Regions from separate parts of the Mus musculus genome. Here region 1 is linked to region 2. The links are chromatin loops, found by intact Hi-C in ENCODE. Cell type or tissue: heart. All regions are shown on one strand. Links, peaks and the distances in the headings refer to the core of each region. The heading gives the core; the rest is flanking DNA.

Region 1 (15,157 bases), core at 1-8,000, 840 kb after region 2:
CCCGTCCCCCCCCAACAAATTAATGATCTAAAGTATTAAAAAAAAACAGTTCTCAAACTCAAAACAACTATAAAGTAGTATCAAACAGTATAAATCCATCACAATATAAAACATCTCACAATTAAACTTGAATTTTAACAGCTGGTCATCTTACATTGAATAACTTGCTTCATATACAATTTTCAAAACATAAAATGTTACGGAAATAAAACAAAGAGAAATATTAAATTGTAAAAATTCTGGAAGGATGAGGCCCTAAGTTAGCTTCAAAACTATACAAATAAAAATAAAAATGTAAAAGAAACTGGCTATTACAGTTTAAAAAGAAAAATAGACCTCAGGTTCCGTGGGTTGGGTCTGCTAAGGCTGATGACCTGTGTCTCATCCCACATTGTGGAGAAGACCAACTGCCAAAAGTTGCCCTGACCTCTACAGGTATGCCTTGACAAGTGCACACACACACAAACACACGCACACATGCATGCAGGCAAATAATAATGGTAATAAAAAATTTTGAAAATGCTAAGTATGTTATATATTTAGAAAAAAAACCAGGGGTGTAAATTGAAAACACTTTCATATACTCTTCATGCTCTTAATCATTGCATTGCTTTCAGAAAAGTCCTTAATTGGAATATAATAGTTGTCGTGTTTCTCACTGAAGAGTATTCAGAAGTCTCATAAAAATTGCCAGGGCATGTCCAATGCCTTGGCTTCCCCAAGTAAGGCAGGGCCAGCAAAGAGATAGTACTATGGGTACTATATAAGAAAGTATCACGTGCTTAAACAAGTTTACAAAATGCTAAGTATGCTGTGTATTTTAACAAAGTTCAACAGCCTTCCTTGCTGGCACATCTCACAGTCTATCCTAACTCTTCTAGCACTATGCTAGCCTACAGGTATTTTGAAATAAAAAGTATTTGAATCAGACAAAGATGATGGCCATAACAGTATTTTTAAAGTTAACTCTTGTTACTAAGAAAATTTATATTTTACCTTTCCTGCAGCCAGTACATGATCCTTTTTGATAACTCTAGATTTACTTTCACAAGCATTTGTCCTGGACTCTTCTGCCAATCGCTGAATAAAAAGTAGGCAATTCAAATGGATCTTTAAAAGCAAAGCACAAGTAGGGTTATATAATATAAAAACCTTGTTAACATAAATTTATTACTCACAACTTTCTAACCCACAGCTTCTTCCAGGTTTGTGAGGGCACTATTCGCAGGTATCGCGCACATGTTTTCTTTATTTATATCAGTTACCAAGTATTCCAAACAAGGATGACTCAGAAGCTTCAGGGCTTTGTGCTTAAATAAAGAAGACAACGGCTTCTGATCCCAGTTCCCAGACGAATGAACAATCATCCCATAAGGCTGCACACTACACTGGGAGATCACATCAGAATTTGAAACACTGGGAAGAATATTAACGCCTCAACAACTAACTGGTATGGTAGTCATGCAGAAAAACGTGCTGCTTTAAATAGTACAAACTTTATGAATGGCATGGAGTGCTTTATCAGGTATAATTATGAAGTTAATGGAGAGCAGAACACTGTAAGCAAAGAAATGTCAATGAGCAACAGCCTAAACAGGAGCTGTTTAACAAGAGTGACAGAACAGGAAACCAGCACCTGGGAACAACAACTGGCCGAACAACTGGACCTTCCCTATGCTACCACTACAAAGTGTTGGGCTTCAACTCTGCTTGACACCTAGAGCACTCCACCGGAGTCCATACAGCCACGGGTCACTTCAGGACAGAAAATGGAAACTAAGCTACTTGAGAAAGGCCTGACAATCCCTTGAATCAGCTAGTGAGCTCCTGGATATTCCTCATCAGGTGGGTTTTGTTCTCTGTTAGACTCCAGGGAAAACAGAAGAAACTATCAAAAGTGTATTCCACGGAAATCCCAGCTCACTTACGCTATCTCAACCACTAAGGAGTCAGGGATGTGGAAAAAAACAGCAATGGAGAGAGAGAGAGAGAGAGAGAGAGAGAGAGAGAGAGAGAGAGAGAGAGAGAGAGAGAGAGAGAATGTAGATAATTTTGTAGTAGTCAAGAAAACCAGTATCTGGAGATGGCTCAGTGGTTAAGAGCTCTGCATCCCTTGTCAGGCACTTGGGAGGCAAAGGCAGGGATGAAGGTTGGGGGCCGGGGTGTCTCTGTGAGTTCCAGCCTAGTCTACAAACTGAATTCCAGGACTTCCCCGGGCAGGTACAGAGAAACTCTGCCTTGAAAATCAACATACTGAGAGTGTTAGTGGTGGTGGCAGAGGTAGGCCGATCTTTGAGTTCGAAGCCAGCCTTGTCTACACATCAAGTTCCAGGGTAACCAGGGCTACACAGACAAACCCTGTCTTGAAAAAAAAACAAAACGAAACCAAAGTAAAACAAAACAACACCCCCCCCCCCAAAAAAAAGGGCAGAAAACAAACTGATTTTACTTTCAGGCTGTAACATTGTTATTTATTTTTGGGCCAATTAATTAGTGGAAAGCACTATATTTCAGGTAAACACGAGTCTGAAAAACGAGTCTTGAAAGTTTTAAAGACTTGACGCCACATCTACACGATCACTTTAGTAGGGGACCTAGTGCAGCGGCCATAGAGAAATGGGTTCGGTAAGAACATACAGGAGCTGGGGAGGCAGGCAGGGGCCCAAATCTGTTTCTAGCCGGTTTACCTTCCATACCCGGATCAATTAAACTAATCCCAGAGCCAGGCAGTCTCCTTAACGGCTGGCCCTGGAAGCAATAAGGGGGGGTGCGGGGCCTTCCCGCGGGAGTTTTGAACGGGCTCCGCGTCCTCCTTCCGCGGTCCCCCGGGGCAGGGCGCTCCGCGGCCGGTCGTGGCCGGCGGGCCTGAAGGCGGAGAGAGCAGGACTTACCAGGAGGTCGCAGCACCTCCCCAGACCTAGGTGAGGCTTCTTCTGCTTTAAGGTGCGCTTGAGGAAGGCGCGGGGCGCCTTGCGCTTTACCCGCCTAGTGACTGTGGTGGAGGGCGCCATCCTCGCGGCCCGTCGCACGTCAGGGCCGCTCACCACAGACTGACACGCCACTTGCCTCCCCACACCGCCGAGTGGTCGATTTGAATTGGCCGCCGGACGGCGCACGGCTGTGACGTCACTGAAAACCACACCCACCGCAGCACCGGAAGCGCAGGCTGGAGGATGGACTCCTCAGGAAAAGGGTGTGTCCTGCGAACCCACTGCTTCAAGGTCTCTAAGGCTTGCTTTGCTGTTTTTGTCTGTAGTTTTCTATGGTGCTGTAGTTCGACTCTTGGTTCCATACAAAGGATGAGAAATTGTGAAAATAGTCAATAAGCCCAGTAAAACCCTTCTGTGCTCACCAAGCTATCCATATAGCAACTGGATTCTAATGAATAAGAAAGTAAATGAAAGAAGTTTGTGTTTTATTAGGAACTTAGGCCCGATTTTTTGATATTACCAATAAGCAATGTATATTTTTATATTATTGCATTTGGCTTTGCATGAGATTCTTTTTTTCTTACACCAGATTTTCCTCACAAATGCTCTCCCTTCATTGTTCCCTCCCTTAATTTCCCTATAGCTTTCAAATATACTTTCTTTTTCTTTTATTGAAAATAGATTTCTTTTTCATAAGCTGTATTCTGATTGCAATTTCCCCTCTCCTACCAGCTCCAAAATGCTCCGAATTTCTGTTCCTATTCACATCAATACCCTTTCAGTCTCTCCTCAGAAAACAAAACGGGATCTAACAAATAGTAATAAAATAAAATAACAAAGCAAAAACAATCACAAGAGGGAAAAAAAACAGAAGAAAAAGAGCCAAGGAAAAACCACAAGAAAGCATTTAGAGGCAGAAGCACACATTTGAGCACCTAAGCATTCAATAAAAATCACAAAAGCAGAAGCAATATTATATATTCTTTTTTGCCATATAATCTTATATTTATTTTCATTCATATAGTAATGAGGCTACTGCAAGCCAATTCAGATATTGTCTTTAAAATACTGTGGTGTCAAAAAAAATAAGCCTACAAAATGCAATGTCTGTTCTTGTGTGTACACTGCATCCCCAGCTAAATACCTGTGTGCCAATTAAATGGTATTAAGAGATATGGAAGAAATTGATCCTATTAAAAGATTTTATCAAGAAGTTTATAATTCTTCAAAGTTTCAGAGGCTCATCAGACAGGAAAGACATAAATGTTGCTGGCGCTTGCATTTAAATCTCCAGGTCAAAACCACAGTCATTTTCCCCATGAACACATCATTTTAGGTCTTTCTTGACTTCTTCTGTCAGATTCCTAGGACATTCATTCTATCAAAAATGTTCTCTTTTTTTTTTTTTTTGCCTTTTTTTATTAGATATTTTCTTTATTTACATTTCAAATGCTATCCCTAAAGTTCCCTATACCTTCCCTCTGCCCTGCTTCCCTACTCACCCATTTCCACTTCTTGGCCCTGGCATTCCCCTGTACTGGGGCATATAAAGTTTGCAAGACCAAGGGGCCTCTCTTTCCAGTGATGGCCAACTAGGCCATCTTCTGCTACATATGCAGCTAGAGACACGAGCTCTGGGGATACTTATTCGTTCATATTGTTGTTCCACCTATAACGTTGCAGACCCCTTCAGGTCCTTGGGTGCATTCTCTAGCTCCTCCATTGGGGGTCCTGTGTCCCATCTTATAGATGACTGTGAGCATCCACTTCTGTAATTGCCAGGCACTGGCACAGCCTCACAGGAGACAGCTATATCAGGGTCATGTCAGCAAAATCTTGCAGGCATATGCAATGGTGTCTGGGTTTAGTGGCTGATTATGGGATGGATCCCCAGGTGGGGTAGTCTCTGGATGGTCCATCGTTTCGTCTTAGCTCCAAATTTTGTCTCTGTAACTCCTTCCATGGGTATTTTGTTCCCTATTCTAAGGAGGTATTAAGTATCCACACGTTGGTCTTCCTTCTTGATTTTCTTGTATTTTGCAGATTGCATCTTGGGTATTCTAAGTTTCTGGGCTAATATCCACTTATCAGTGAGTGCATATCAAGTGACTTCTTTTGTGATTGGGTTACCTCACTCAGGATGACATCCTCCAAATACATCCATTTGCCCAAGAATTTCATAATTTCATTGTTTTTAATAGCTGAGTAGTACTCCATTGTGAAAATGTACCACATTTTCTGTACCCATTGCTCTGTTGAGGGACATCTGGGCTCTTTCCAGCTTCTGGCTATTATAAATAAGGCTGCTATGAACATAGTGGAGCATGTGTCCTTATTACAAGTTGGAACATCTTCTGGGTATATGCCCAGGAGAGGTACTGCTGGATCCTCTGGTAGTACTATGTCCAATTTTTTGAGGAACTGCCAGACTGATTTCCAGAGTGGTTGTACAAGCTTGCAATCCCACCAACAATGGAGGAGTGTTCCTCTTTCTCCACATCCTTGCCAGCATCTGCTGTCACCTGAACTTTTGATCTTAGACATTCTGACTGGAGTGAGGTGGAATATCAAGGTTGTTTTGATTTGCATTTCCCTGATGGTTAAAAATGTTGAACATTCTATTTCATGTGCTTCTCAACCCTTTGGTTTTCCTCACTTGAAAATTCTTTGTTTAGCTCTGTACCCCATTTTTTAATTGGGTAATTTGAATTTCTGGAGTCCAGCTTCTTGAGCTCTTTGTATATATTGGATATTAGTCCCCTGTCAGATTTAGGATAGGTAAAAATCCTTTCCCAATCTGTTGGTGGCCTTTTTGTCTTATTGACGGTGTCTTTTTTGCCTTTCAGAAACTTTGCAATTTCATGAGGTCCCATTTGTCAATTCTTGGTCTTACAGCACAAGCCATTGGTATTCTGTTTAGGAATGTTTCCTCAGTGCCCATACCTTTGAGGCATTTTCCCACTTTCTCCTCTATAAATTCCAGTGTCTCTGGTTTTATGTGGAGTTCTTTGATCCACTTAGACTTGAAATTTGTACGAGGAGATAAGAATTGGATCAATTCACATTCTTCTACATGATAACCACCAGTTGTGCCAGCACCATTTGTTGAAAATGCTGTCATTTTCCACTGGATGGATTTAGCTACCTTGTCAAAGATCAAGTGACATTGTGGGTTCATTTCTGGGTCTTCAATTCTATTCCATTGATCTACCTGTCTCTTGATGTATCAGTACTATGCAGTTTTTATCACAATTGCTTTGTACTATAGCTTAAGGTCAAGCATGGTGTTTCCAACAGAGGTTCTTCTATTGTTGAGAATAGTTTTTTGCTATCCTAGGTTTTTATTACTCCAGATGAATTTGCAAATTGCCCTTTCTAACTCAGTAAAGAATTGAGTTGGAATTTTGATGGGGATTGCATTGATATAGCCATTTTTACTATATTAATCCTGCCAATCTATGAGAGTGGGAGATCTTTCCATCTTCTGAGTCTTCTTCAATTTCTTTCTTCAGAGACTTGAAGTTCTTTTTTTTTTTCTTGTAAAAAACAACATTTAATTGGGGCTGACTTACAGGTTCAGAGGTTCAGTCCATTATCATCAAGGTGGGAGCATGGCAGTATCCAGGCAGGCATGGCACAGGAGGAGCTGAGAGTTCTATGTCTTCATCCAAAGGCTGCTAGTGGAAGACTGACTTCCAGGCAACTAGGGTGAGGATCTTATACCCACACCCACAATGACACACCCATTCCAACCAGGTCACACCTATTTCAACAAGGCCACACCTTCAGATGGTGCCACTCCCTGGTCCAAGGATATACAAACCATCACAATCCACTCCCTGGTCCCCATAGACTTGTTCAAAAACATGAGTCTATGGGGGCCATACTTCAACATAGCATAATGCAAAATGCATTTAGTCCAACTTTCAAAGTCCTCATAGTCTATAGCAGTCACAACAATGTTAAAAGTCAAAAGTTCAAGGTTTCTTCTGAGATTCATTCAACTTAATTAACTGTAATCCCCAAAGCAAGGCAGGAAACCAGCTGGGCAAACTCCAAACTCTGCATCTCCATGGCTGATGGTAAAGCAGTCTTCATATCTCCACTCCTTTTTCATCTTTGTTGACTGCAACAAACTGCTTTCTCCTGGGCTGGTTCCACTCCCTGTTAGCAGCTTTCCTTAGCATGTATCCCATGGCTCTGGCATCTTTAACATCTTTGAGTCTCCAAGGCAATTTCAGTGTTACAGCTTCTCCTTTCAGTGTCTGGGATTCCACTTGATCTTTTGGATTCCTCCTAAGGGTTGGCATCACTTTCCCATCTCTATCCTCTGTAGCACTCTATGCTCAGGTTGATCCACTCCACTACGGCTGCTGTTCTTGGTGATCATCCCATGGTACTGACATCTCCAATACACTGGGGTGTTCCACTCCAACTAGGCTTCACCAATAGCCTCTCGTAGGCTCTCTTCAGGGTGCCAAGCCTCAAATCCTTTGCCTGGCCTCTCACAGTGCTAAGCCTCAGTTTCTCTCCATGTTCCCTTCATTCCTTCACAAGCCGTACCACCTGAGTGACTCTTATACATTACCAAGTCCAGCTGCAGCATGAGGTACAACCTTGGGTATCTCTGGAACACAGCTTCTTTGTGCTCCCAGAAAACAATTTCCAGAAGATTTCACCTCAGTGATGCTGGTCTCTTCTTAATCACTGCTAATTCCTTAGCTCCAGCTAACCAGCATCAATTTTCCCAGTAGTTCCTTCCATTCTTAACTCTAGAGCCAGAGCCACATGGCTGAAGCTGCTGAGTTCTGCTGCTTACAGGAACTAGAACATGATTTTCTTGTCCTATTACATTATCACTAGCTTTATGTTTTCTAAATCCTTCACTGCCTAAGCTTGGCTATCCTGGTTCTTGCTCTGTAGATTGACCTTGAATGCAGAGATCAGCATGCCTGTCTCATGGGATTAAAGGTGTGTACCACCATGCCTGGATCTAATTAAGCGGGGTAGAATCTTGCCCCAAGGTCCCTCTCCCTTAATCTGTTATCTCCTAGAACACAAGATTTTGCTCCATTTCACTTCCTGGTACTCCTTTAATACTCGAACCATATATTTTATATTTTTCCTTTCTAAGCTTGCTATGCTTGTTCAAACTTCTCTTCACAAGACTTAACCAGAGAACAAAGTCTCTGCTGGGCTTTTTTGAAACTTCCATTGTCAATGCAATTAATCTGAGTCTCTTCACCTTAGTCTCAGGCAGACTTTTCAGGCAAGGACAAAAAGTAGCCACATTCTTCACCAAAATACCACAAAAACAGTCTTTATGCCACATTCTGAAATTTTTCTCCTTTGAAATCTCTTGGGCCAGGTCAACACAGTTCAAATTACTCCCAGCAACAAAGACTTCCATATTCCTACTAGGATGACCCATTAAGCCCCATTTAAAGCATTCCACTGCTTTCCAAATCCAAAGTCCCAAAATCCACATTCTTTCAAATAAAAGCATGGTCAGGCCTATCACAGCAATACCCCACTCCCAGTACCAATTTCTGTCTTAGTTAGGGTTTTACTGCTGTGAACAGACACCATGACCAAGGCAAGTCTTATAAAAAACAACATTTAATTGGGGCTGGCTTACAGCTTCAGAGGTTCAGTCCATTATCATCAAGGTGGGAGCATGGCAGTATCCAGGCAGGCATGGCGTAGGAGGAGCTGAGAGTTCTATGTCTTCATCCAAAGGCTGCTAGTGGAAGACTCAAGACGAAGTTCTTATCATACAGATCTTTCACTTCCTTAGTTAGAGTCACACCAAGTTATTTTATATTATTTTTGACTATTGTGAAGGGTGTTGTTTTCCTAATTTCTTTCTCAGCCTGATAATCCTGTGTGTAGAGAAAAGCAAATGATTTGTTTGAGTTAACTATATATCCAGCTACTGCACTGAAGTTGTTTATCAAGTTTAGGAGTTCTCTGGTGGAATTTTTGGGGTCACTTATATATACTATCATATCATCTGCAAATAGTAATATTTTGACTTCTTCCTTTACAATTTGAATTTCTTTGATCTCCTTTTGTTGTCTAATTGCTCTGGCCAGGACTTCAAGTACTATATTGAATAGGTAGGGAGAAAGTGGGCAGCCTTGTCTAGTCCCTTATTTTAGTGGGATTGCTTTGAGTTTCTCTCCATTTAGTTTGATGTTGGCTACCGGTTTACTGTATATTGCTTTTATTATGTTTAGTTATAGGTCTTGAATTCCTGATCTTTCCAAGACTTTTATCATGAAGGTGTGTTGGATTTTGTCAAATGCTTTCTCAGCATCTAATGAGATGACCATGTGGTTTTTCTCTTTGAGTTTGTTTATATACTGGATTACGTTGATGGATTTCCGTATATTAAACCATCCCTGAATCCCTGGGATGAAGCCTACTTGGTCATGATGAATGATCGTTTTGATGTATTCTTGGATTCGGTTAGCAAGGATTTTATTGAGTATTTTTCATTGATATTCATAAAGCAAATTGGTCCGAAGTACTCTTCCTTTGTTGGATCTTTGTGTGGTTTAGATATCAGGGTAATTATGGCTTCATAGAATGAATTGTGTAGAGTACCTGCTGTTTCTATTTTGTAGAATAGTTTGAAGAGAATTGGAATTAGGTCTTCTTTGAAAGTGTGATAGAGCTCTGCATTAAACCCATCTGGTCCTCGGGTTTTTTTTTGGTTGGGCGACTATTGATGACGGCTTCTACTCCTTTAGATAAAATGGGACTGTTTAGATCATTAATCTGATCCTGATTTAACTTTGGTACCTGGTATCTGTCTAGGAAGTTGTACATTTCATTCAGATTTTCTAGTTTTGTTGAGTATGGCCTTTTATATTAGGATCTGATGATGTTTTAGATGTCCTCTGATTGTATTAATTAGGATACTCTTCCTGTGCCCACTAATTAGTCTGGCTAAGGCTTTATATAAATTGTTGATTCTCTCAAAGAACCAGCTCCTGGTTTGGTTGATTCTTTGAATATTTCTTTTTGTTTCCACTTGGTTGATTTCAGCCCTAAGTTTCAGTATTTCTTGATGCCTACTCCTCTTGGGTGAGTTTGCTTCCTTCTGTTCTAGAGCTTCTAGGCGTGTTGTCAGACTGCTAGTGTATGCTCTCTCTAGTTTCTTTTTGGAGGCACACGGAGCTATGCGTTTTCCTCTTAGGACTGCCTTCATTATGTCCTATAAGTTTGGGTATGTTGTGGTTTCATTTTCATTAAACTCTAAAAAGTCTTTAATTTCTTTCTTTATTCCTTCCTTGACCAAGTTATCATCGAGTAGAGCATTGTTCAGTTTCCATGTGAATGTTGGCTTTCTATTATTTATGCTGTTGTTGAAGATCCACCTTAGTCCGTGGAGTCAGATAGGATGCATGGGATAATTTCAATATTTTTGTATCTGTGGAAGCCTGTTTTGTGACCAATTATATGGTCAATTTTGGAGGAGGTACCATGTGGTGCTGAGAAGAAGGTATATTCTTTTGTTTTAGAATAAAATGTTCTGTAGATACCTATTAAATCCATTTGTTTCATAACTTCTATTAGTGTCCATGTGTCTCTATTTAGTTTCTGTTTCCAGGATTTGTCCATTGGTGAGAGTGGAGTGTTGAAGTCTCCCACTATTATTGTGTGAGGTGCCATGTGTGCTTTGAGCTTTACTAAAGTTTCTTTAATGAATGTGGCTGCCCTTGCATTTGGAGCATAGATATTCAGAATTAAGAATTCATATTGGTAGATTTTACCTTTGATGATTATCAAGTGTCCCTCCTTGTCTTTTTTGATAACTTTGGTTTGGAAGTCAATTTTATTCTATATTAGAATGGCTACCCCAGCTTATTTCTTCAGACCATTTGCTTAAAAATTGTTTTCCAGCCTTTCACTCTGAGTTAGTGTCTGTCTTTTTCCCTGAGGTGGGTTTCCTATAAGCAGCAAAATGTTGGGTCCTCTTTGTGTAGCCAGTCTATTATTCTATGTCTTTTTATTGGGGAATTGAGTCCATTGATATTCAGAGCAATTAAAGAAAAGTAAATGTTGCTTCCTGTTATTTTTGTTAAAGTTGGTATTCTTTTCTTGTGGCTTCTTCTTTTAGGTTTGTTGAAGGATTACTTTCTTGCTTTTTCTAGAGTGTAGTTTCCATCCTTGTGTTGGTGTTTTCCAGTTATTATCCTTTGAAGGGCTGGATTTTTGGAAAAATATTGTGTGAATTTGGTTTTATCATGGAATACTTTGGTTTCTCCATCTATGGTAATTGAGAGTTTTGCTAAGTACAGTAGCCTGGGCTGGCATTTGTGTTCTCTTAGGGTCAGTATAACATCTGTCCAGGATCTTATGGCTTTCATAGTCTCTGGTGAGAAGTCTGATGTAATTCTAAAAGGCCTGCCTTTATATGTTACTTGACCCTCTTCCCTTACTGCTTTTAATATTCTGTCTTTATTTAGTTCATTTGTTGTTCTGATTACTATGTATCGGGAGGAATTTCTTTTCTTGTCCAGTCTATTTGGAGTTCTGTAGGCTTCTTGTATGTTCATGGGCATCTCTTTCTTTAGGTTTGAGAAGTTTTCTTCTACAATTTTGTTGAAGATATTTCCTGGCCTTTTAAGTTGAAAATCTTCATTCTCATCTTCTCCCATTATCCGTAGGTTTGGTCTTCTCATTGTGTCCTGTATTTCCCGTATGTTTTGAGTTAGGATCGTTTTGCACTTTGCATATTCTTTGATTGTTGTGCCCATGTTCTCTATGGAATCTTCTGCACCTGAGATTGTCTCTTCCATTTCTTGTATTCTGTTGCTGATTCTCGAATCTATGGTTCATGATTTCTTTCCTAAGGTTTCTATCTCCAGTGTTGTCTCACTTTGGGTTTTCTTTATTGTTTCTACTTCCCTTTTTAGGTCTTGGATGATTTTGTTCAATTCCATCACCTGTTTGGTTGTGTTTTCCTGTAATTCTTTAAGGGATTTTTGTGTTTCCTCTTTAAGGACTTCTACTGTTTAGCAGTGTTTTCCTGTAATTCTTTAAAGACTTCTACCTGTTTAGCAGTTGGGTAGAAGGTACTCTACCCAACTCATTTTATGAAGCCACTATTACTCTGATACCTAAACCACAGAAAGATCCAACAAAGATAGAGAACTTCAGACCAATTTCTCTTATGAATATCGATGCAAAAATCCTCAATAAAATTCTCGCTAACCGAATCCAAGAACACATTAAAGCAATCATCCATCCTGACCAAGTAGGTTTTATTCCAGGAATGCAGGGATGGTTTAATATACGAAAATCCATCAATGTATTCCACTATATAAACAAACTCAAAGACAAAAACCACATGATCATCTCGTTGGATGCAGAAAAAGCATTTGACAAGATCCAACACCCATTCATGATAAAAGTTCTGGAAAGATCAGGAATTCAAGGCCCATACCTAAACATGATAAAAGCAATCTACAGCAAACCAGTAGCCAACATCAAAGTAAATGGAGAGAAGCTGGAAGCAATCCCACTAAAATCAGGGACTAGACAAGGCTGCCCACTTTCTCCCTACCTTTTCAACATAGTACTTGAAGTATTAGCCAGAGCAATTCGACAACAAAAGGAGATCAAGGGGATACAAATTGGAAAGGAGGAAGTCAAAATATCACTTTTTGCAGATGATATGATAGTATATATAAGTGACCCTAAAAATTCCACCAGAGAACTCCTAAACCTGATAAACAGCTTCGGTGAAGTAGCTGGATATAAAATTAACTCAAACAAGTCAATGGCCTTTCTCTACACAAAGAATAAACAGGCTGAGAAAGAAATTAGGGAAACAACACCCTTCTCAATAGTCACAAATAATATAAAATATCTCGGCGTGACTCTAACTAAGGAAGTGAAAGATCTGTATGATAAAAACTTCAAGTCTCTGAAGAAAGAAATTAAAGAAGATCTCAGAAGATGGAAAGATCTCCCATGCTCATGGATTGGCAGGATCAATATTGTAAAAATGGCTATCTTGCCAAAAGCAATCTACAGATTCAATGCAATCCCCATCAAAATTCCAACTCAATTCTTCAACGAATTAGAAGGAGCAATTTGCAAATTCATCTGGAATAACAAAAAACCTAGGATAGCAAAAACTCTTCTCAAGGATAAAAGAACCTCTGGTGGAATCACCATGCCTGACCTAAAGCTTTACTACAGAGCAATTGTGGTAAAAACTGCATGGTACTGGTATAGAGACAGACAAGTAGACCAATGGAATAGAATTGAAGACCCAGAAATGAACCCACACACCTATGGTCACTTGATCTTCGACAAGGGAGCTAAAACCATCCAGTGGAAGAAAGACAGCATTTTCAACAAATGGTGCTGGCACAACTGGTTGTTATCATGTAGAAGAATGCGAATCGATCCATACTTATCTCCTTGTACTAAGGTCAAATCTAAATGGATCAAAGAACTTCACATAAAACCAGAGACACTGAAACTTATAGAGGAGAAAGTGGGGAAGAGCCTTGAAGATATGGGCACAGGGGAAAAATTCCTGAACAGAACAGCAATGGCTTGTGCTGTAAGATGGAGAATTGACAAATGGGACCTAATGAAACTCCAAAGTTTCTGCAAGGCAAAAGACACCGTCAATAAGACAAAGAGACCACCAACAGATTGGGAAAGGATCTTTACCTATCCTAAATCAGATAGGGGACTAATATCCAACATATATAAAGAACTCAAGAAGGTGGACTTCAGAAAATCAAACAACCCCATTAAAAAATGGGGCTCAGAACTGAACAAAGAATTCTCACCTGAGGAATACCGAATGGCAGAGAAGCACCTGAAAAAATGTTCAACATCCTTAATCATCAGGGAAATGCAAATCAAAACAACCCTGAGATTCCACCTCACACCAGTCAGAATGTCTAAGATCAAAAATTCAGGTGACAGCAGATGCTGGCGAGGATGTGGAGAAAGAGGAACACTCCTCCATTGTTGGTGGGATTGCAGGCTTGTACAACCACTCTGGAAATCCGTCTGGCGGTTCCTCAGAAAATTGGACATAGTACTACCGGAGGATCCAGCAATACCTCTCCTGGGCATATATCCAGAAGATGCCCCAACTGGTAAGAAGGACACATGCTCCACTATGTTCATAGCAGCCTTATTTATAATAGCCAGAAGCTGGAAAGAACCCAGATGCCCCTCAACAGAGGAATGGATACAGAAAATGTGGTACATCTACACAATGGAGTACTACTCAGCTATTAAAAAGAATGAATTTATGAAATTCCTAGCCAAATGGATGGACCTGGAGGGCATCATCCTGAGTGAGGTAACATATTCACAAAGGAACTCACACAATATGTACTCACTGATAAGTGGATATTAGCCCAAAACCTAGGATACCCAAGATATAAGATACAATTTCCTAAACACATGAAACTCAAGAAAAATGAAGACTGAAGTGTGGACACTATGCCCCTCCTTAGAAGTGGGAACAAAACACCCTTGGAAGGAGTTACAGAGACAAAGTTTGGAACTGAGATGAAAGGATGGACCATGTAGAGACTGCCTTATCCAGGGATCCACCCCATAATCAGCATCCAAACGCTGACACCATTGCATACACTAGCAAGATTTTATTGAAAGGACCCAGATGTAGCTGTCTCTTGTGAGACTATGCCGGGGCCTAGCAAACACAGAAGTGGATGCCCACAGTCAGCTAATGGATGGATCACAGGGCTCCCAATGGAGGAGCTAGAGAAAGTACCCAAGGAGCTAAAGGGATCTGCAACCCTATAGGTGGATCAACATTATGAACTAACCAGTACCCCGGAGCTCTTGACTCTAGCTGCATATGTATCAAAAGATGGCCTAGTCGGCCATCACTGGAAAGAGAGGCCCATTGGACACACAAACTTTATATGCCCCAGAACAGGGGAACGCCAGGGCCAAAAAGGGGGAGTGGGCGGGTAGGGGAGTGGGGGTGGGTGGGTATGGGGGACTTTTGGTATAGCATTGGAAATGTAAATGAGCTAAATACCTAATAAAAATGGAAAAAAAATAAAATAAAATATTAAAATATTAAAAAAAAAAAGAAAGAAATCTCAATTCTGAACATCTATGCTCCAAATGCAAGGGCATCCACATTCATTAAAGAAACTTTAGTAAAGCTCAAAGCACACAGTGCACCACACATAATAATAGTGGGA
Region 2 (16,517 bases), core at 5,625-13,624:
TTTCCTCAAGGTTCAAACAGTCTCAAAACAATTTCTCAGCCTCTGCTGATTAGTGCAATCATAGCAAAGGCTTTGCTGAAATTCAATTTTATGATTAAATTCAGCAACCCAAGGAAAATACACACCAGGTACCTGGTAATACACTAAGTATTAAATAAACATTCATTCTTTTGACTCTGATGGCTCTTTCTTCGTCTTTACTCTTATATATATTCTATCAGTTCTTGATACTCTGAAGCACCTGAACGTTAGGCATCTGTACCCTTTCCTGTCTTCTTCCCTCTCGGTTCTTTACATATTAATTTCTTCTTCTCAGCTCCAAAAGCATCTGACTGTTATCTCAAATTGGCACCTGTACTACCATTTATTTGGTAACATATTTGTCAAATCTCATTTACTAAGCTATAGTAAATTCTCTGGTGAAAATGGTGTACAAACATACAAGATTAACCCTACCTGTACAGCACACACATAGGTGGAAGGAGGCATCTGCCTCAGCTGTAGGGAGTTTGTCTAGCAAGCAAAAGGCCAAGGTCCGAATGTGATCTCCATTTAGGTGTGAGTTGGGTGTGGAGTATGCAATACACAAAATTCACTGGTTCCAATATAAAGAAAGCGAATTATGGCAGCATTTTCTCTTACCCAATTCTCAACACTGACTTAGAATGATACAGTTATACTTTTAATGGCAGAGTTATTACACTGAAAAAGGGGGTAACAAACTAGTTTGTGTCCACCTTGGAGACTATGAAATAGTACCTGCAGAAGTTGCTCTGGTCCAGGAATCTGAACCCTGTAATGAACAAGACTGAAAGGCAACAAGGTTTCATTTCCCATGATCTAAAACTACCATGCTGATTGTAGGACATATTTCATGACTATAATGAACTTTAATATGATCAGGTTCAAGGCTGTAGAACCCCTGACGGCATATTACACAAAGCCTAGATGACAGAAAAACACAACTAATGAAAATATAAATTAAACCAATTGATATGAATAAAAATGATGTCATTTCTAAATCTAAACACAAATGTAATAGTATGAAAAAAAAATCTTTAAATTTCATGAAACAAACTTTTAGTGATTAGTTCCAAACTCCAGAAATCTTTCTCATCTTAATAAAATCTGAAATATCTTACCTTGGTTATTTAAGTAAATTTCTATGCAAAGCAAAGGTAGAAAACACAGGCCTCCAGATTTTTAGACTAATCATAGTATCTCTATGTGGAAACTTAGAAATCTTGATTGTAATCATTTAGTATGCATAGGACTGTTTTCTCTATAAAGCAATGGGAAGTCAATAAAAATTCATTTTGCACAATTAAAACTAAACACAGCATTTTCTCTGCGTTTATCCTACTCACTCCATTGGCTTCAGCGAAGCTGTGATGCTCTAGAGGCTATTCTTACATTCCCATCACAGATCCCACAGGCGCCGGTCACGAGAATAAAGCATCTTCTTCACCAGCTGTCAGCTAATTTGCAGTGTTCTCTCTCGTGCTGCTGGTTCATTCTCTGTGCTGCAAAAGACAAACAGTCTCTCTAGCAATCCCTCCACACACTAAGGTCAACAGAATTACTTAAGTATGACGGTTTAACTAAATATACTGACAATTTGTATTTTAAAATAAAATTGAAGACAAGGAACAAGGTTGCTCTCTTTCACCACTGCTATTAACACAATGGAGGATCTAGCAGACAAGTTAGACTGAAGAAATGATAGCGCTGTACAAAGTAACAGAATAAGATTTTAAAATACATTTTCACCTTTGCTGATAGAAAATGAAAATAAACCAATTTCTCTATAGGGAGAAGAAGTTGAATAACCAAGTTAAACAAAGTTGTAGATTGTAAGTCACACACACGTACACACACACCACGCACTTCAAGCAATCACCCAACAGAAAACACACCAGTAATAGCAGTCAACAAAATGGGAATTAAAGAAAAAGACCATTGAAAGTAATACATTTGTTTTGGACTGACTTAACCAAAGCTTCTGAAAAAAAACAACAAAATATTAGTGAAGACAAATATTCCTCAGACTGGTCTATAGACTGAATAAATTCCTATTAAAATCTTACTATCCTTTTTGCATAAATAGAAAAGTTAGTCCTTAAATTCAAGGAATCTTGAGAAATAAGAGTGAAGTTCAACAACTGCCACCTCTCAATGTCATAATTTACTACAAAACTGAAATACGACGATACTTTGGTATGGAATTATGCATAGACAAATACATCCATAAAATAAAAATATGAACCAAGAAAACACATGGCTCAGTAGGTAAGAGCACTACTGGTTTTTTTGCAGAGGTTCCTGGTTTGGGATGGGGCTCAGCACCCACACAACAGCTCACAACTACCTAGTCTGTCAGTTATATGAACTCTAATACCCTCTTTTGGCCTCCACAGGCTGTTACATGTATACAATATACATAAACTTATATAAGCACATACTCATAAAAATATGTAAATAAATATTTTCACCAAATTTAGAAATAAACATATTTCTGTTCAAATGATCTTTAGGAAAGTGTATCAAGTCTATTCAATAGGGGAAGAGTATTTCCTCAAGAAATACTGGGATAACCTGATTTAGACATGCAACCAAGTCAAGCCACACTTCACAAAACATCTAAAAATTAACTCAAAGGGATCAATGACTAAATTATCATAATCAAATCCTTAAAATGTTAGAAGCCAATAGAATGCAAACTCTTTAAGCACTGGCATACACAACACCAATAGCATAGAGAACAAAGGGATATATAAATTGGACCTCATCAGAATATAAAGAACATTTGACAACTTATAAAAAGGAAGAACAGATTTGAAAATCAAGACTTAATTTTCAGACTACTTAACTCTTACAACTCAATGAAAAAAACAAAAATAAAAAACAAGCTTGAGAAATCATTTTTTAGAAGAAAATGACCAATGAGCACATGAAAAGGTATTCAGTCTTGGTAGTCATTAGGAAAATGTAAATCAGACCCACAGCAACGTATCTACCAGGAGAGCTATATTTTTTTACAAAGTGAAAATAAGCATGTGGCTGAGGATGCAGTAAAATCAGACCTTTCGTGACTGCTAGTACAAGTATAATACAATGTCACCTCTGAGGGTCCTTGGTAATTGCTATATACCCAAGCAATTCCACTTCTAGATCTATACCAAAAGAAAACTAGTACTCACAGACTTTCATACACCAAACTTCATAACAGAATTACAGTGGAAAGATGGGATACAAGTGTCTCTGCAGATAAATGGGTAAAGGAAACATGGCATTGCAGTATTCAGAACAAAAGAATGAAGTTTGTCCAATATAGATGCAACCTGGAAACATCTTTATAAAGTCACATGAGCCAGACACAAAGGGAGAAATACTATATTTAGGCCTGCATGAATAGACTACTTCATAGAGACCAACTTAAGGGGTGACCAGAGAGCAAGAAGAGAGAGCAGGGAGCTCCTGCCTCACTCAGACGTACATAGTTTCTGCCTGGAATATGAAATATTTCCAGAGATACATAGTAAGGATGACTCTCCAACATTGTTGATAAAATTAGCTATGTTGAGTGTACATTTACAAATGGTTAAAGAGTTATGTTTTATTTCTTATAATTCTACTACAACACATGCTTTAAGTAAAATAGTCAAGTTCTGTATGAACCCAAAGTGGCAACAAAATGTCAATAGCCCATTCTTAATACTGAGCATCACTGCCTTCCTACACAGGTGCTATTAGCACATTAACTAATGGATGCTGTTATTTATTTTACTACCTTTATGGCAACTTTTTCTCAAGCTACCTCCTGTCCAAGGAATCACAAAGCACCATCAGCCTCTAGTTGTTGCCATATAGTATTCCTTCCTGCAGTTTGCCTACTTCAAGAGGCACATCATTCCATGTAAAACTTACTTAACATCATGCACAGGATCACTAAAGCACTGACCAATGTAAATCTCAGTAAATCTGAGAGAGGAGAGCTGTGGATTCTGTTTCAGTTCCATAAGGCTCTCAAGGTTGGCAACTCTTTGGCTAGCCTATTATCTAAGGTTCTGATAGCCACAAGTAAATGCAGCACCTGAGGCCTCTAGGAAAGGTGTTTCCCTTTACTCTGGCTTTAGATAACATGGCTGCCACTATTCCATTCTTCCTAACAGCTTTTATACTCTGTCTTTGTGGTGGGAAAAAGTTCAGTTGTATCACACAGGATTATCAATCCCTCCCACATCCTACTCAGACACTGCCCATTTTCTCACAATGCCATCTGCAGGTCAGAGGGAAACATTCTATTGTCTCAACATGGCTTCCTTTGAGACTCTACCACTGGCTGTGCTGACTTCATCATTTCACTCCATATCATCCTCTTCATGCCATCTTATAGCAGCCCCACACACCTACTTAACTGTCTCTGAGAATGAATAGCCCGGCTTCTCAGATGTCCTTAAACCATGCTCCAATATTCATTTATTAGAAACAAGAACATAACTTCTTTAAAGTATGCATTTTGGGGCCCTCCCACTGTAGATTCTAGGCTAGCGATATTGATAAGTCTTAAAAAACATAAAACTGCCCTTTATTTTCATCTTCTAAACTCCCAAATTCAAATCACTTTACTTCCTCTCAGCAATAAAGTGCCACTTGGCATTGTCATCTAAAACAAGTCCCAATCCCATTCTCAGACGGTAAGTGCTGGCCCTTCCAGATCATTTCCCATTCCCACACCTGCTCTTTAGTATGGAGACGTCTGGCTACTTCCCCATCTTCCTTCCTTTATACAGTTCCTGATGTCATTTCCTTTCCTGGCCAATCTAGAATCATCTGAAAGTTCTTCCCTAACAAAACCCCTGTTTTCACCTCCTTTAAGCACCTACCTCTGCTGAACCTTGCAATGTGTCATTTCAGTTTCCATGCCTTAGCCACTTAATGGTCAGAGAAAATGAGAAGACATTATTACTAACTTCTCTGGCCCTACATACTGCCATACCAAATACTGTCATCTTGCATACTGGACAGACTGGGAATTTCCTATGGACTACTGTGTGACCAGCCTTGAGTTCATTCGTGAAGTCTTTGAGTAATGAGTAATACATTGGAAAAAATGGACCATGGTCTTCCTAAACTAGAAGCCAAACCTAAGTTCTCCAGTCTATTCAATAAAGGCAAATTCCTCAGGAAAACGAAGGCTTTAGGTAGGTCTCTGAATCTAAATAAGTCCCTCTTATTTATCCTTGGCAACCAGCCTTCCACATTATACCAAAGGTATACCAAGTTCTCAATGCTCCAAAAAGCTCTTGATAATTCTGTATATCCTCCTGCCTTTAAAAGTCTTCCTCTTTTATAGTTTATAAAATGCCCAATGATGTTCACTGCACTGCAGAGGAATGGTCACTCAAACTATTTCCCTCTTCTGTATTTTATGTATTTTTCTACTATTGAATGAGTATTGGCATTATTAATTTATGCACTGACTTTTTTCACAGAATCATGAGGACCTGACAAATGTTATATCTTTAAATGGCTGGTAAACTGCCAATCGAGTTATGTTGATTTCAACTGCTTTGTTTAAGTACCACAATACTTACGTCACAAAATACCTGAGTTTCCTCTGAGAGGAAGACGCTCTTCTGGAAACTACCAAATACATAAAGTTAGAGAATCCTTTAAAGAACCTACAATGTAACTGAGCACTAGAGCTACAGCTTGAGAATCTGTCATCTTTCTATCTTTTAGCAAGCACAAAATCCATCTGGCTAATGACTACTTAAGGATTGTCCAGAATGCAGATAAAACCCCAAGAATAAGGTAAAGTTCTTGCCTATAAAATTCTTTTTATAAGAAATGTGTACCCAATTTTTCCTCACACTGAAATACAGTGAAAAAAAATTTTGTTCCTATTTTTAGTTCTCCTTCTTCCATGCATTTACTTACGTACTGCTTCTCTTTAATAAATAACAACTGTTCCTGCCTATTCACTTACCTATCTTGTCCATAAATATTTAATCTCTACAACTGGTTTGTACTTAAATATCAAAGCAAACAGAAACAAAGAAGTTTCGAAATAACCCATATAAATCTTTAAGAACACCTGCATTTTGGACCAGTCCATCCTTAGAACTGTTTTATTCCAGTTATACAAAAATCTTTGGTGCTCATAGACAAACTTTATCAAAGTATTCCATCAACAAAGCAGACTGCAGCTATCTGGGGATAACTTTACAAATGTAAGCAAGATGGAAACAATGTCTCTGTGAGGGCATTGTGCATATATTCTCTAAAACCTTGCAGGTTATGGTGACTTTTCCAATTTCTATATCTCACAGAATTTTCTAAGTTGAGACAAAATGGATTAATAGTCCATTAATCCAGCTACATTAAAAAAACTGAAAAATAGTCATATTTTATTACTTTAAAATTGTAACCACTGAAGAAATTTAAATCATAATTACTTGACTACATTAATACCTAATATAAATATTAGGGTTGATAATGTAAACAATTAGGATTAATTTTAAGCCAGCCAAACTTTTTAAAGATCCACCGTCCCTAGATAATAAACTTGAATAAAATATTGTTTCTTTAAGGAAAAAAAAAGGCGAATCAAAGAAAAAAGATGAACATATCACAATAGAAATAAAAATATAAATGTCAAATTATATACAGTTGGACATTTTCTGCTTATCCTATTTAAAGTTAAGGTGTAATGAAATAAGAGTTACTCAAACAGAATACACTATATAGAAAACATATCAATAGGGGGACTACAAACCTTATTATGTGTATCTGTTTACTTACATATGTCTCTATTATAAACACAAGAAAAATGAGTAGGGGTCAGATGGGATTTAACAAACACATCTTAAAACTTCTTAAGAAAGATTCCCAAATTCACAAGTATGTAACTGTTACAATGTGTCAATTTTTATACTTCATCATCAAATCAGTTTTAAAAGTCTAAGTTAAGCTTGGAAATAAGTGTTCTGTCAAAACCCAGTTCAGTTAAGTGGGGTTCCATACTTTTGAGGGATCTTCTTGCCTTGTGTATGACTGCCCTTAAGAAGCCCCATCCTGTGACTCTATTTACTTTTGTCTCCGTCCTTATACTTAAGTGTAAGGCTTTAAATTCCTTCTCTGCAAAGTGGGCGTTGTATTGATTTCATTAACTCATGAGATACAAATGTCAATTTATATTTATATGTAATACATGTATTCTCATCTAACAGATGTTTCAGGCTGGCAGACATTCTATAAATAAGAAAGTCCTCTTATTAACTGGTGAGTGACCTTTGCCAAGTTATCCCTATGCTTTTGTTACTTTGCTCTAGCCAGCCTCTGTAATTGGACAACTCCAAACATTTTAATTAGCAGGCCTTTAACAACAGGCTTTGTATTAACTAACTAGAAAGGTAAATGAGAGTATACAAAGAAGCAAAGGAAGCTGTAGACTAGTGTAAACAGTGTGTATGCTCAAAAAGACTGTTTCTAATCCACCCAGCAGTTACCCAAGTTCAGACTCTGTGATCAAGAAGGCAACCAAGCAAGGAGGTAGAAAAGACTCGGATCTTCCATCTCTCATACTGATAGGGAAATGTGATAAGTCCTTCAAACTCATATATGGCTGACAGAAAATATGTTTTAAACAGATGGATATGAAAAATTCTTCCTATTATTTTCTTCTTCAAAGTCAAGGAATCATGTTGGATCCAAAAAATAAAACAAAACAAACCCTCCAACAGTTTCAAAGTGGCACTTTTACTAAATGGCATGTCTCCTACAAAAAAAAAAAAATCATTTATGTTTGCATTCCTGTTATCTAATGAACAGTTATTTGGGACATTTCCCCATGACTACAATTCGACTCAGTTCTTAAACAGCACAAAACAGAAACTTTCAAACGTTTAATAACAGGGTTTTCATTCTTTCCCCATTACACACGCCCAATTAAGACATAAATAAACTCTATGATATCCAAGACCCAAGCAAACATATCCAAAACTCCATCTTTACTGTAGCAGTTACTCTTGAGTTTTCTCTAAAATGAGATTTACTTCACCTATTTTCAAGTGTTTCTACAGCTCCCAGACGCTTTTCACGCTCTGCTAGTATGTGTGGGTCGTTTTCTTAATTTGTTCTTTAATATGCCATGTTCTTTAAAAGTCTAATGATACAGATCATTTATTGTTATGTTCTACGCATTCAACTTCTATGACAATACGTGCCTTTCAATGCCCAAGCTCCAGGTGCACATCTAGTTTGCAAAAGAACACACACACACACACACACACATACACAGATAAAATGTAGTTGTCAGAATGCGTGTGCTAACTTACAGTGGGGAAACATCTTACCTAATTATAGAGGACGGTTCCATTTCCACATCCTCAAAAACAATGTCACATAGCCCTTTCTCTTTAAAAAAAAAAAAAAAAAAAAGTCCAGAAAATAAGACAGTGACAACAATGGGGATCCCGTGCGCTCTCAGATGGGGTGGAGGGTTAAGGAGAAAACTCCACATCCAGCAAGCAGAACAAAGCGACTGCCGGAGCTCTCAAGATGCACCCGGCTTGGGAGGCCCAACTGGTATCCCGACACCTCAGGCTGGTTTCGGGTTTGGGGAGCCATCAAAACAAGAACGCTCGGCGGCTTCCGCCAGCGCGAGGAGGAGGGGACGACTCCGGGCACTGGGCAAGACCCAGAGGCACAGCCGCGGCGGCGGCGGCGGCGGCAGGGCAGGCGGAAGATAGCATGCAGCCCGTGGCCGACTGAGGCCCGGTCGAGCCCGCTGGAGCTGCCCGCAGCCTGGCCTGCCTGCGCAGTAATGGCCGGGGCCGCGCCCGTCACAGTCCGGGCTGCGCCAGCTCGGCCTCCCTCCGCGCGCCCGTCCGGGCCGCGCTGGCCAAGGGCGTCCCCGTCCTACCGGCCCCCGACCCGCCGCCGCCCGCCGCGGACTCCGAGCGCCGCCTCGCAGCCAACGAAGCCGCAGTGCCCCGCCGAGGCCCGCAGCCCACGGCCCCCCGCGCTCCTCACCGGTCCGGCCCGGAGCCCACCTCTCGGCCGCCGCCGCAGCCACCTCGCAGTCTTTTCTCCTCCGCTTCGGAGCCCGCAGCGGACGGGGACGCGCGCGGCCGTCACGTGACCGCCCGGCGCTCAAGGGGCGGGGCCGCGCCGGCGGAAGCCACGCCCCCTCACCGTGATCCCGCGCGCGGCGGCCCTGGCTGGCGGTCCCCACGCTGGCTGCTGCTCTTCTCTGTCCCTTGCTGCGACCGGGCTGCTCCTTGTCCCTGTTCCGGTCCTCCCTCACCCTCTGCGTGGCGCATCTTGTGGCCTCCTGGTTCTGAACTGGTGGAGGTCCATCTAGGTGGCTTGTGGGAGGAAGCTAGACCTTCAGTACCAGGAAGAAGAGCCTTTCCAAAACTCAGCCTTGGGTCAAGTCCTATGTTTCCTTTGGCCGTGCCCTTGGAGAGACTACCGCTTGTTCCTTATACAAAAAAGGCACAAGAAAAGTCACGGCGTGGACTGGATGGTCCCCGAGATGCTCCAATTTATTCACCTCACAAATGGCCAGATATGTAATGGGAGAGGGGGTGTGCTGGGGTGTCTTTTAAACCCTAACAGCATAGGAAGCTAGAAGAAGAAATCGTCCCGCGAATCTAGAATAAATTTCATGGGTTAGTTTTATGGCAAGCATATGGTGTTACACATCAAAATCTAGTCCTTGTTCATTTTAACCGGCACATGATCTTTTTCAGAACAGTTTTCTCTACTTGAAGTTGCACAAAATGGACCAGAGAACCTTTTCACCTTTGAAAGTATTTCCGCATTCTGTAACTGTTTGCATTGTGCTTGCAACAATGTTGCATTTTGAGGTTACATCCACTGTTTGAATTCAGGACTGAAAAATGTACTGTGCACCTATTTATAGGGTTTCAAGGCCACTGATCCAAAGGAAGAGCTCATCTGCTTAACATTAATAGCTGTAAATCCAGAGCATGGGTTCGGGTTATTCATTCAGTTGTTATAGGAAATATTATATGAACTTTTATAGCCTGAAGAGAAAAGGTTGTACATCAATGTACGTTGAAAGGGATAAGACATTGAATAGGTGAGTCGATGTGAGCAAGCATGTGGGTCTATTTCATAGGCTTCAGATGTTAAAATATTCTTAATTTCAAAGGGATCTAGCGGTAGGAGGCTGATTCACCTTACTTGAGGATCTGGGTTCAATCCCTAGTACCATTGAGGGAAGGGGTTGGGGGGATTAAAAATGTTGATGGAAGCTACTGGCTAGCTAGGTTTCAACAGTGCATACCAAACAGTAACAAAGATGTTAGGCCAGAAGATACAGGAATTTGTAGCAAATGGTTACTGTGGCAACTATGGGCTATGGGGGAGGAGGGACACAAATATATGTTCTTGTATGCAGCATTCTCCTGGACCACTGTTAGAAAGTTTAGCCAGCCATTCAGTCCACAGGATCTTCCACACAATTGTGGCTTCTTTAGGGAAACAGGTACACTGTGTGTAAATGTCTCTTGGTATCAGCTATTTCAATACATTTTCTTCTAAGTAATACTATTTTTATAACTTTAATTAATGTACAGATATTGAGAAACATGCCATCTTAGCTTAGTTCCCTATCATGTCATTTTATTTTTAATTCCAGTGGTATACAATATATGTATATAATAGTAGCAAAGTAATAGCAAAATTTTGACCTGTTCTTCAAGATTCAAGTTTGAAGAAACAATAGCAGTAATACCAATACAATATTCTGAGAGGGCTCATCTACTCCCTACAATAATCCAATGTCATCCTTTGCTATTCCCATTTTACAGATCTAACACACAACTGGGGTTTGAATTCAGGTAGAGATTCTATGAAGATTTATTTCTGGGTTAGGAAATTTTCCATAAAGAAAGTCCTGTTTGAGAGAGCAAAAATCAGACAGATCATAAATATCTTGCCTAGCCCCTACGTCTATTAGGGAAAAGCTTTTTTATGTTGTCCTTCAGTCTCCCTGGGTGCATAAGAGGCGCGGAATATCTAAGTGCCTGGAGTCTTATTTTGTCTGCTTACTGAAAAACCTGAGACAGACATGAAGTATCAGAAACCTAATAAAATTCTCTCTCAGATTCAGCCCTTTCCCACAACCATGTCAAAACATGCTTCTGTATCTTTGTTCCAACCCATCTTTAGTTTCTTCCTCTTTTGCTGCATATACACTTTGCAAATAATTTCTTCGCTGCCTCTTTCCATCTTCAAAATACACTCAGGATCCTACTACGTTTTATGCTGACTTCTAAACCAAACCTAAGTGAGGTCATATCATACTTCTGAATACACATATACAACCACCTTTGGCTTACCAACACAAAGACAAATCAAAAGTCCCCCTTTTGTGTGTCACCCTACTTTATGATCTCCCATACCTCTTAATCCACTTTCTGTTCCTACAACACCCCTACTCAAACTCTCTGCACATTCTTTGCTGAGAGTTCCCCTCTTTTGATCACTCCCATAATGCATTCTGCGTTCTCCCTCTCCGTCTCCCCCTTCTCTCTCTCTCTCTCTCTCTCTCTCTCTCTCTGTGTGTGTGTGTGTGTGTGTGTGTGTGTGTGTGTGTGTATGTGTGTGTGTGCGCGCGCTCAAATACCTTTGCATTCCTCTCCCTGCCTCTGTTTTAAATTTTCATATCACTCACTATCATTTCTTATTCTCCTTTCCATTTTCTCTCATACGTACAGCAGTGTAATGGATGTTATGTTTAACTCACCCAAATTCTTTGCATTCTCCTCTGGGCCAAAGCATAGAACTCAAAAGAGTGAGACTTTGTGATCTAATTTGTATGGCATGTTAGTTAATCTTTTCAACTTCCTGGGATTTTGAATCAACATGGAAATAAATCTCTGGGCATACCTATCTGGATTATCTAGATTAGATTAATTAAAGTGGGAAGATTTGTCCTAAATGTGGGTAGTACCATTCCATGAGCAAGGGTCATGCTTAGTCTGAATACAAAGAGATTCAAGCACCAGCAGTCACAGTATCTGCCTCTTGCTTGTGGATACAATGTGATCAGCCACGTTCAGCTCCAGCTACTGTTACTTCCCAGCCTGCTGACTATACCCTAGAACTGTGAGCCAAAACCAACTTTCTAAAAAAAAAAAAAAAAAGCTTTTTTGTTAATTTTTGTTAAGGTGTTTTATCACAGTAACAGGAGAAATATCAAATACATATAACAATTGCAGGAATAGTGGGTGCCATTATTTAGACAAGTTTCCCACAAAAGCAACAAATGATTCAATGAATACAAGTATGCCCACAAGAAAATGTATGTATGTAAGTATGCATATACTCATTGACGTGCTGAATAATAAAATATAAAAAATAATAAAAGAAAAAGGTGAACTCATTCTTTGTCAGTAATTGTAGATGCAGACAATCACTGAGTTTATAAAGTACTATTTACTACACATCCACTTCCTGAAAGATATTTCAGGCATTCAGATGAATGCCCACCTTTGCATAATACAAAATGACAATTTTTCCAACATGATCAGGAGTATTTTTAAAGGACTTACCTCCCAGTCAGGATTAAAGGCGGAAGCATTCAGATTAGTTACTTGAAGAATGAAAGTAAACCCTAACAGATGCAAGACATTTCCATGACAATGTTCTGGTACTGGCATCCTGGTTTGTGTCACTGAATTAAAGATAAAGGGGTTGCAGCCAGCTTCTAGGAAGAGCCTGTGTTTGGAATTTACTTCTTCATGCCAGTTCATAAAAGACTCTCATGGATACCAACATCTTCAGGTTGTCATTCTACTGGATATCGTCCTCTCTAAGGCTCTAAGGGTCAGATTTTCATACATTGCTTGTTTAACTGAAGAATAAAAAAATAATTGATTTTCTCAAAGACATATAAAATGAGCATGATAAAATTATGTACATTGCAGTGGAATGCATGTGGAAAGCAATGGTTTTAGAAGCTTTACTGAACCCTAGAACCTCTTCTGACACTTGCAGAGGATCTACAAAGGGAAGTTTTTCTTAATAACACAGAGACTGTAGTGGCCTTGTTCAAATATCCAGTGTTTCCCAGCATGTACAAAATATAGGATGGAGCTAAATAATAAATGTATGTAGATAATAAAAAAAATAAATAGATGCAGATGTGAGAATTTAACTGTTTCTATTAGGTGAGGCATGAAAGACATTTGGAAAATGTAAAATAGTGCCACTCTTCTCATCCAATTATCATTATTTTGAAAATAAACTTATTTTTGTAGCATGCTATTTATATACTTAGAGCAATGGCATGATTGTAAGTGCATTAATAAATTTTATTCCATCCTTAGTTTTGATTTTTTTAATTTGGTAAATATTGACATACAAATAAAAGTTCTTTAGGGTCTTGTGCAATTTTTAAGTATTTAAAGGAGTGCTAATCTGGATCTATTCAAGTACCAATAATTGTGAGCTAGATTTCCTTCCACATGAAAGTAGTCCTTTGATAGCTGTGGATATGGCTTTCTCATTTGTCTGGAAGGAGAACAAAACAGATTCAGGAATGCATCAGTCATCAGAGCTAGCAGATGAAAAGGAATAAAGCAAAGGGGAAGTTTGGAAAACCATTTTTTCCATTTTAATTGAAGAATTACTCTCAGACTGATACATAGCATGGTACCCACACTATGGCTTGATGTCTCTTGTCATGAAATAGTGCTTACTTCTTTAAGTAGAAGTAGGTTGTCAGTAATATTTAGCCAGTATATATATTTTTCTTTTTCTTTTACCTAACATAATAATGGATGTTGTATTTTGCATTTTTCCTTATCGTCACAGAAATTGTTATGATAATAATTTCAATGAAGAATATTCAAAATTCAGCATGGGATCCAGTGCATAAATATGAGCTCATGGAGAATCCAGGGCATCTCAGGGAGCCTGGCTGAGAAGACTGTGCATGAGTCAACCACAAGGCAGTAAGGACATGGAGAGTCCTGGGACCAGAGCTGTCATTAACAAACACAGCAGAGCAGTTCATTCATTTAACTAACATATGCAAACTTTACTCCTGCAGTGTGTAGCCATAAACCAGAGGTAAGCTATTACCACTACTCATTATTTTGACAAAACACTTATCCAGGAAGGTAGCTATTATCATTGTATCGTCACCACCAATGAACTCTGGTTCTCACACACTGGGGTTGAGACCATCTCAACGTCCTGGGTTTCGAGCTAGCTGATGACAGATTATTGAACATCAAAGCCCCCAGATGCACGTGAGCCATTGCTTAGCAATATATCTCCTTCTCTGTAGCTATAGATATCCCTCTGGTTCTTTTCTCCAGAGAACCCTGTGACCTCCATGTTCCTTATTTCTGTTATGATCTTTGAAATTCTAGGAAACACTTGTTTTTGTAAATGGAGCATATAAAATGGAATAAGCCAGTGACTGTACACCAGTGTGCTAATGTCTGAAAAGATATGGGCATTTTAGAAAAGGAAGGCTGTCATCAAAAGTGTAGAACTTCTACTGAGAATGTAGGATACAAATTCTCTGTTGGTATTGGTGTCATATCTGCAGCTGACTCAATCATATTTCTACTATGAGGAAAACTGGCTGAAAGGTGAAACTCATACTGACAGAAGGAGGCCTCACTAAAGCGGCCTAAAGGCTGTTTATTTTCTGTGCCACCATTGCGTGAGGTCATGTCATCTTTACTATAGTTCACTGGAAATATCTGGAATGTTCCATGTGCTTACGCTGAGGCCTTAGGTTGGTATGACTGGAAGGTTGTAAAAATCTTTCAGAAGAGCAAGATGCTGACAGGATTTAGGTCATTGGAGGCCTGCTTTGCAAAGAACAGAGAGACATTGTTCGTTCTCTCTCTCTCTCTCTCTCTCTCCCTCTCTCTCTCTCTCTCTCTCTCTCTCTCTCTCTCACTCGCTCTTTCATTCCTGTCCCCGTGAAGAGCATACTCTTCTAGAATAACTATTACTGCAGACCCAAAGGCAAGGAATGAAACCACTCATGGACCAAAACCTTCAGAACTGTGAACCAAAATATGCTTTTCTTTGTAAGTTGATTTTTCCCTCTTGGAGTTTGTTATGCTAGTGGAAAGCCAGCTAATCCATCCCAGGCGTTGTTTACATGAGTTTGGGCTCACTTATGCAGAATTTGCTGTACGGAACATCCTGGTGCATGTCCAGTACTCAGCTGCAAACAAACCCATACGCTTACCCAAACTAGCACATCCCTGGTTCTCCTATGTCCTCAGTTCCACTAAAATGTTAGAAATATGAAGTAAATGGGGAAGGAGACTGCTTAAGAAATTGAGGCATCTCTCAGTCTTTGATAATATAGGAAAGAAAGAGAATAAGAAAAAAATTGCACAAGTTAGGATTAAATCTGCAGGCTTGTGACTCAATTTCTGTTCACAATAGAACAATCTATATTTAGATGTTCATGAAATACTCCAAACAGACAGAAATAAAAGTGATCCAGAGAAGAGTGAGGGAAGAAGAAAAAGGGGGAGGGAGGAAATTTATGTACAAAGGTACTTTTCATATCAAGTTTGTCCGGTCATATATTTTGACCACAATGCATCTTAACTAGTTAGTAATCACAAAATATTGAATTAGAAAAAAATGTATTTCTGTCAAAATTTAAACTCAAACTCTGAGCCAGCAATCAAATCAATATCATAATTTTGGATTATAGTAAAATGAGAATTACAAGAACAAAAGGCATTAGCAATTTTCAAATGTGAGCAAAAGTTAACCTCAAATAAGATGTTATAGTGTTGTAATTTATTGCTAAAAACAAGGACCATGAAAAACCAAACCAAACCAAACCAAACAAACAAACAAAGGAAAAAGAATAGAGGAACAAAACCCTACTAAATATAGAAGTCAAAGTAGAATTGGTAACCCAAATACTTTCATCTAGATTTTAAATCAAAGATGCAAGGCTGGTGAGACTGCTCAGCAGGTAAAAGTGTTACATGTGGTTGGGCTATGCGTTTGCAGGGCCTTCATGTCTTATGCATAGAGTTAAAAATAGTGGCTGAGACAGATTTGCAAATGCATCATGATAATTTTGTTTGGAACTGTGATATAATACTGACCTGAGAGGAATATGCAATAGTGATTGACGGCAGGATACATGAGTGGAGGCATTCACCACTTCGGGTTATTGTTCGGGGTTCATTGTATTGTGGTTAGGAGAAAGAGTTTAGCTGCCAATGGGGCATAGCTTGGGTAGTTCCCTATATCGATTTATAGATTGAGACCATATACTTCTTTTTTTATTTGTCTGCTTCAGATGTCTCATCCCTCACTTTAATCATATGCAAGTCCATTATGCATAGACGGAAGACGGTAAGTAGAACATTCTCCCTAAAAGTTCCTTTGAGGACACGGTTTTGCCTTGCTGCAAAAGAACAACAAAAACCTAATCCAAGCCAGATGGGTCTTTCCATTCTTCCTACCAGATACGC

What was found. Peaks named below come from ENCODE experiments on the same cell type or tissue, not always from the same donor. Only the 100,000 strongest peaks of a DNase experiment are listed, where the experiment ranks them.
Region 1: a loop joins it to region 2, with 4 times the contacts of the local background. A loop is called at or near these places in 2 of 42 quality-filtered maps.

The regions. Positions count from the first base shown.
Region 1 is chr10:30,197,470-30,212,626 of GRCm38, forward strand. Cenpw (centromere protein W) reads right to left here and starts at 3,071. Exons shown (of 3, transcript NM_001109747.1): 1 at 2,892-3,071; 2 at 997-1,110. The coding sequence starts at 3,011. In heart, for the core only: a CTCF peak has its summit at 3,078; a DNase peak (open chromatin) is centred at 3,112; H3K4me3 peaks cover 2,186 bases; H3K27ac peaks cover 1,663 bases.
Region 2 is chr10:29,352,925-29,369,441 of GRCm38, forward strand. Rnf146 (ring finger protein 146) reads right to left here and starts at 9,518. Exons shown (of 4, transcript NM_001110197.1): 1 at 9,040-9,518; 2 at 8,361-8,421; 3 at 1,368-1,523. The coding sequence starts at 1,372. Gm30698 reads left to right here and starts at 8,472. Exons shown (of 2, transcript XM_030245425.1): 1 at 8,472-8,745; 2 at 8,780-9,699. The coding sequence starts at 8,472. The coding sequence ends at 9,585. It overlaps Gm40621 (a long non-coding RNA gene), which reads left to right and starts at 14,686. Exons shown (of 3, transcript XR_871566.2): 1 at 14,686-15,095; 2 at 16,343-16,398. In heart, for the core only: no CTCF peak of the experiment used is centred there; a DNase peak (open chromatin) is centred at 9,127; H3K4me3 peaks cover 2,804 bases; H3K27ac peaks cover 1,835 bases.